2 separate regions of the Homo sapiens genome follow, and region 2 is linked to region 1. The links are chromatin contacts, found by Hi-C or POLR2A ChIA-PET in ENCODE. All regions are on one chromosome and are shown on one strand. The core of a region is the stretch at or near the end of the contact, and the rest is flanking DNA. Distances in the headings are between cores, read along the strand shown.

Region 1 (3,144 bases), core at 605-3,104:
GTCATTGATGGGCATTTAGGTTGATTCCATGTCTTTGCTATTGTGAATAGTGCTGCAGTGAACATTCATGTGCATGTGTCTTTATGGCAGAATGATTTATATTCCTCTGGGTATATAACCATAATGAGATTGCTGGAAAGAAATGTAGTCCATGGTTCTTTCCTCCTCCCACCCATCCTCCCTCACTAATGTAGGATGGTAACCCATAGAAAAGTCTACCCCCTACCCCCACAAACATTATAAATACATTTGCACACCCAGATATGCCCAATTAATTTTGGAAGAAACCAGGAGTGTTCTCACAAGTACATACCAAAAAATCCAATATGTTACCACGTGTCATCTGCAATTTTATTCTTCCTCTCCTATGACAGCCCTCTCTACTGACTATCCCTGGAACACATCCAGAACGTATGAAGAAGGGCCCTCTCTCCCTCAATATCCTCTGCATGCTCATATCTGCTCAAGGCCCCAATGTCTTGCAGACTGTTTACTGAGCCATCACTTTCAATATAGATGGCTCTCTACTTTCCACCATAGCACTCAGACATGAATCCAGTTGAGACTGGGCTGGCAGACAAATCCAAGTAAAAATACAGCAAGCTTGACTCAGAATGGCTCTTCCTCACTGATGACTCAGTTTTTGTTACTTGGCCAAGGTTGTTCTCTTTCTTTAAATCTGATTCTCTTCCATTAGGGTGAATTATATCCTAGGGGTGGGGGACTCCTCACTCCCTCAAACACATCATCTCCTGGCAGGTCCACCCCACAGTTCCCCAGGCACACCGAGGCAGGTCTGAACCCCAGGGATGGGCCCAGCTGAGGCTCCGTGTGGGATCCCTGCTATCATCATCAACAACAACCTTTGTTTTAAAATTAGGCCAAAAAAATATTTTAATGAATTGTTTAGGGTTGCAATCTGAATCCTGACAGTATTTAAAATACCTCTTGTGGGAAGAACAAATGTTTCTAAAACCTAAAATAGACAAATTGCACTGGCCTACTTTACAACAAGTCCTAACAAGTCATCAACAATAAAAACTTCCCATTTTCTTTTGGCCTTAACCAGACTAGGAAAGCACTGAGCTTTGGTTTGCAATTTTCCACTGGTCAAAAGAGAGCACTTTCTTGAATCACAGCCTACAGACATAGGCATTCTATGGCAGTTTCAAACTCTGGGGTTTTTCCCCCCAAAAGAAGGGCCACAAATAATCTTTCTGCTCATGGTTAATAAATTTATCATTTGAAAGAAATGTATCTTCATGGATAGGATCAATGACTTCTCTAATGAAAAGCACATTTCTATACATGTTCCTAACAAGATCTCATGGAGGGCCCATGAACGTTGAAGCAGCTGAAGCCTGCACAGCTTTCAAAACTAACTGCTTCCAGGTGCCCAATGAATACAACTTGAGCTCAGCTACAGCTATTTTCAACCTAGTGCCTAAGCGTCTTGTTCTTGCAAGTGTAAAGTTTCCCTCATTCTCCTTTTTATGGCCACAGGTTTCTGGGTTGCATAACACCCAATAAGAGAGCACCAAAGGGCTTAGTTTTATTGTTTTGTTGTGTTTTATTGACTAGATGTTTTATCCAGCTAATGTGTGCTGGAGAGGCAGGCAATAACAGCCCAATTATATCACTCATGCTCTTCCTCTCCTCCAAGTGCCCAGCGACCTAGCACACTTTTATTGCATCCACACGCAGATGTTAAAAAAAGAAGAAAGGAACGAAGGAGGACTGGTTAAAGTGTTAAAGCTGGAACCGCTCCTTTCCCAAGTGATCCTTGAAGGCCAAGAGCCTTCCAAAGAATGGCAGTTTGTTCCTGCTTGCGGTCATGGAGTCAGTCACCAGATCTCGTCTTGGGAAAAGAATGCTGTTGCTCTTTGGAGAAACGCCAGAGGAAACATTCTCCCCATTGGGAGGATTTGGGACTCCAGGATTGTGCCAGGAGTGCCTAACAATCCCTGAGTCTTTCTGCCAGCCTTGCAAATTCGATGGCATTTCAGTAAAGATAGAGGAGTTCACTCACACCCACTTAGATTTCTCAGTTATTAATTTTCATAATGTTTTAAAATAATTCATAGGAAACTGTGTAACCAAAGGTTTATTTTTTTGGAAGACAAAGTAAACAATTTTATGACTGAATAAGCGTTAAACCAGAATGCGATGTGCATCACAGGCAGTCCACTACAAAGACAGAATCTTACTCCCTTGTACAGCTGAGTGGCTTCAGCCCATCACATTAGTTAGGTTTTGCAATTTGGAGTCAGGTGACAAGTTAGGCCCTTGTCCTACCAGGAAACTGAAAGTGTGGGCCATATGTCCCTTGAGAATTACATTTCAAAGAGACAGCTCCCAGGAAACATTCCTGAGTTGAGATTGGTCATAGGTTTATTTACCCATTAAAAAAACTTGCATATATTTGAAAAGGAGGGAGAATAAAATTCTGAAAGAGAAAGAGAGTGGTATGGAGGGGACTCTTAATTTCCACAGGGAGAAAAAAGCCCAATATTTAATTTGTATTTGCCCTTCTACGTGCATCACCTTTCCCATGTGCTAGTCCCACAGGTAGGTTCCTGTCCATTCCCAAGGCCCTGCTTCCCTGTCTTCTTCAACCTGGTTCTTCCAAGGCTATGTGGCTGCACTAGGAAGACCCTGCATCCCCGCTGTACTCAGATATTTCCCCTCTTACCTGTACAGCCATCGTAGGGGAAGCCATCCGGGGCTCAGCACACTTCTCCCAGCTGGGCTGCCAGGGCTCTGTCCTGTTCCATGCCCTTTTAGCTGTGGGGCCCTGGAGAGATTACATAACTCCAGCCTTCAATCACTAAAGGGGTACCCAAGGGCAGTGGAGCAACTTCACTGAGTGGACACACAGAATCCTCATGATGCCTCCAACCCTCCCTGCCCCATCAACTTAATCAACGCTTTAGAATCAGAGAGGGTGGGATTCAAATCCCAGCTCTGTCACTTCCCAGTTCTCTGATCGTGAACAAATGGCCTAAGCTCTAAGCTTCAGTTTCCTCATCTATAAAATGGGAATCATGTAACTCGCCTCAGGGTTGCTGTGAATATTTAATAAGATACTTACACAGCACGTAGCATATCACCTGAATTCACACCACTTGGTAGTATATTATACTT
Region 2 (3,263 bases), core at 330-2,829, 78 kb after region 1:
AATGGTGTGAACCCAGGAGGAAGAGCTTGCAGTGAGCCAAGATTGTGCCACTGCACTCCAGCCTGGGCGACAGAGCAACACTCTGTCTCAAAAAAAAAAAAAAAACACACACACACAGTCCTAATATCCCCCACTGAAACTTCCTAAAAACAGCTAGTCCAGGAGAAACTTTTCATATTTGAAACTGAGTAGGAATTTTTTGTAAGAAAAGATTACACAAAAGTGTCATAAGAAAAAAAAATGGGTAAAGAATCTGGAAGAATAAATGACAAAGAACTCTCATTAGAAAACATGAAAGCAGATGAAAATTATAATCAACATACTGCCATGAATTTTTAAAACTGGAAACAATTACAACTAACAAACAAGAGCACAAGGCAAAAACAAAGAGCTAGAAAAGCTATGACATTATAAGGAAATGATATATTAACTGGTAGAACTCAGGAAAGAAGTAAAACGGATAAATCATTATTAAAAAGGGTTATATTGCGGTGGCTCACACCTGTAATCCCAGCACTTTGGGAGGCCGAGGCAGGTGGATCATGAGGTCAGGAGATCAAGACCACCCTGGCTAACACAGTGAAGCCCCATCTGTACTAAAAATACAAAAAATTAGCCAAGCATGGTGGTGGGCGCCTGTAGTCCCAGCTACTCCGGAGACTGAGCCAGGAGAATGGCGTGAACCCAGGAGGCGGAGCTTGCAGTGAGCCGAGATCATGCTACTGCACTCCAACCTGGGCGACAGAGCGAGACTCCATCTGAAAATAAATAAATAAATAAATAAAACAGATACAAAAATTAGCTGGGTGTGGTGGCAGTTGCCTGTAATCCCAGCTACTTGGGAGGCTGAGGCAGGAGCAGTGCTTGAACCCAGGAGGCGGAGATTGCAGTGAACTGAGATCGCACCACTGCACTCCAGCCTGGGCGACAGAGCAAGACTCCATCTCAAAAAAAAAAAAAAAATCAAGTGATTTCAGATTTGTCTGCTTCAACCTAAGAAGTGCCCCACTAGAAAAATGCCTACAAAGATTTTTGAGGAATAAAATATGACTCAAGAGTTTTAAACTCAGCCAAACTGTCATTCACATATAAAACCTATAGATAAATATATTTCCCATGAGACTTTTCTGAAGAAACTACAACAAGAGAAAACTCACTTAATCAATGATAAACGGAGAAACTACACTGAAATAACAGACACTGAACATTTAATCCACTTAACTGTTTGGCTACAACTAAAGTAAACATAGAGATAAAGACTACATAAACAAATGTAAATGGGAGTGGGAGTCCAGCACAGTGGCTCGCTCCTGTAATTCCAGCTGCTCTGGAAGCCGAGGCAGGAAGATCACTTGAGACCAGAGGTTCAAGATCAGCCTAGGCAATATAGCAAGACCCCTATCTCAAAAAGAAAAAAAATTTTTTTTAACTAGCCAGGTGTGGTTGTGCATACCTGTAGTCCCCATTACTTGGGATGATGAGGTCGGGGGATAACTTGACCCCAGGAGTTTCAGGCTGAAGTTAGGTGTAATCACACTACTGCATTCCATCCTGGGCAACAGACTAAGAACCTCCTCTCTTAAAAAAATAAGATAAAATAAAATAAATGGTATACACTCTCCTGACAACATAAAAAATGATTAAACAATAAGATTGAGAGACATAAAAAAGACAGGGAGTTACATAATATAGTAATTTTCTCATATTTATAAGCTAGAAAATTAAGAAATAGTGGTAATAAAGTTATAAGTAGATGTAAGGCTATAAAAGTGCATGTTAAAAATATATATAAGTAATCCAAAAACTAAATGGAAAGCAGAGGAAATACACTGATTTCAATATTGAGGAAAAATACAAACACAGAAGGAGAACAGTACAACAAAAATTTCACCCACAGAGATTACATGGAAAAAAAATTTTGGCCAGGCAAGGTGGCTCACGCCTGGAATCCCAGCACTTTGGGAGGCCGAGGTGGGCGGATCACGAGGTCAAGAGATCAAAACCATCCTGGCCCAAATGGTGAAACCCCGTCTCTACTAAAAATACAAAAATTAGCTGGGCATGGTGGCAGGTACCTGTAGTCCTAGCTACTCAGGAGGCTGAGGCAGGAGAATCGCTTGAATCCAGGAGGTGGAGCTTGCAGTGAGCCAAGATCGCACCATTGCACTCCAGCCTGGGCGACAGGGCCAGACTCCGTCTCAAAAAAAAAAAAAAAAAAAAAAAATTAAGCACTAAAAACAGAATTAACATAAAATATAGTGACAGAACAAAGTTGAAGTCTATCTGTATAGCAGCAAATGATTTGATGAAATACGTTTACTAAAAGAAAATGATCCAAGCAATGAAGCACCACATAGCAGTTTTTGAAAAATAACTATCAAAATCCCAGCTGCCTTTCTCGCTGAAATTGAAAAGCCAACCCTAAAATTCATCTGGACATGTGAAAAACCCACAATTGCCAAAAACAGTCTTAGAAAAAAGATGAACAATGTTAGAGGACTCATAGTTCCTGATGTTGATACTTACCACAGGGCCACAGTAATCAAGACAGTATGGTACTGGCTTAAAGACAGAAATATAAAACAGTGAAATTAAATTGAGAGTCCAGATATAATCCCCTACTTCATGATCAACTGATTTTTAACAAGGGTGCTAACACATTTCAGTAAGAAAAGAATAGTCTTTTTGACAAATGGTGCCAGTACAACTGACTATCCACATAAAAATAAATAAAGATGGATCTCTACTTTACAAAAAAAAATTAACTCTAAGTGGATCAAAGATGTAAATGTAAGGGCCAAAACTACAAAGCTTTTAGAGGAAAACGTAGGAGGAAATCTTTCTGATCTTGGATTAGGGAATTACTTATTAGATATAATACGAAAAGCATAAGAGACAAAAAAAGTTAAACTGACTTGAACAAAGTTAAAAAATTTTGTGCTTCATAAGGCATCACCACAAAAGTGAAAAGGTAACCCACAGAATGGGAGAAAATATTTGCAAACATTTGTAAATATCTGCTAAAGGACTTCTATCAAGAATATATAAAGAACTCTTACAACTAAACAATAAAAGGACAATTAGCCCAACTTTTAAAATGAGGAAATGATCTAAGATTTGAATAGCTACTTCTTTGAAAGAAGATACACAAATGTCCCATAAGCACATGAAAAAAAAAAAGTTCCACATCATTAGTCTTTAGGGGACTGCAAGCCAAAACCACAATGAGATACCACTTCTCACCTACTAGAATGGCTAAAATC

What was found. A loop is a pair of places that touch in the nucleus more often than their neighbours do. ChIA-PET counts read pairs that join two places held with the same protein, here RNA polymerase II (POLR2A).
Region 2: a loop to region 1 is called in a map of endothelial cell of hepatic sinusoid, with 8 times the contacts of the local background. The contact joins the promoter of LINC01418 here to the enhancer-like site in region 1. A Hi-C loop is called at or near these places in 1 of 168 maps with a recorded cell type or tissue (endothelial cell of hepatic sinusoid). POLR2A ChIA-PET finds 5 or more read pairs at or near these places in 2 of 52 experiments (HEK293 and activated T-cell).

What each region holds. Positions count from the first base shown.
Region 1 is chr15:81,887,442-81,890,585 of GRCh38, forward strand. The region is part of intron 5 of LINC01418 (long intergenic non-protein coding RNA 1418); the gene reads right to left. Among named protein-coding and RNA genes, the nearest start is that of LINC01418, 78 kb to the right of the region's middle. Within about 2 kb of position 1,855, at least 4 of the 41 ENCODE cell types and tissues checked have a DNase peak (open chromatin) inside an H3K27ac peak, as active enhancers do.
Region 2 is chr15:81,965,615-81,968,877 of GRCh38, forward strand. It overlaps LINC01418 (long intergenic non-protein coding RNA 1418), which reads right to left and starts at 1,580. Exons shown (of 6, transcript XR_001751640.2): 1 at 1,454-1,580. RefSeq lists a silencer at 3,140-3,263.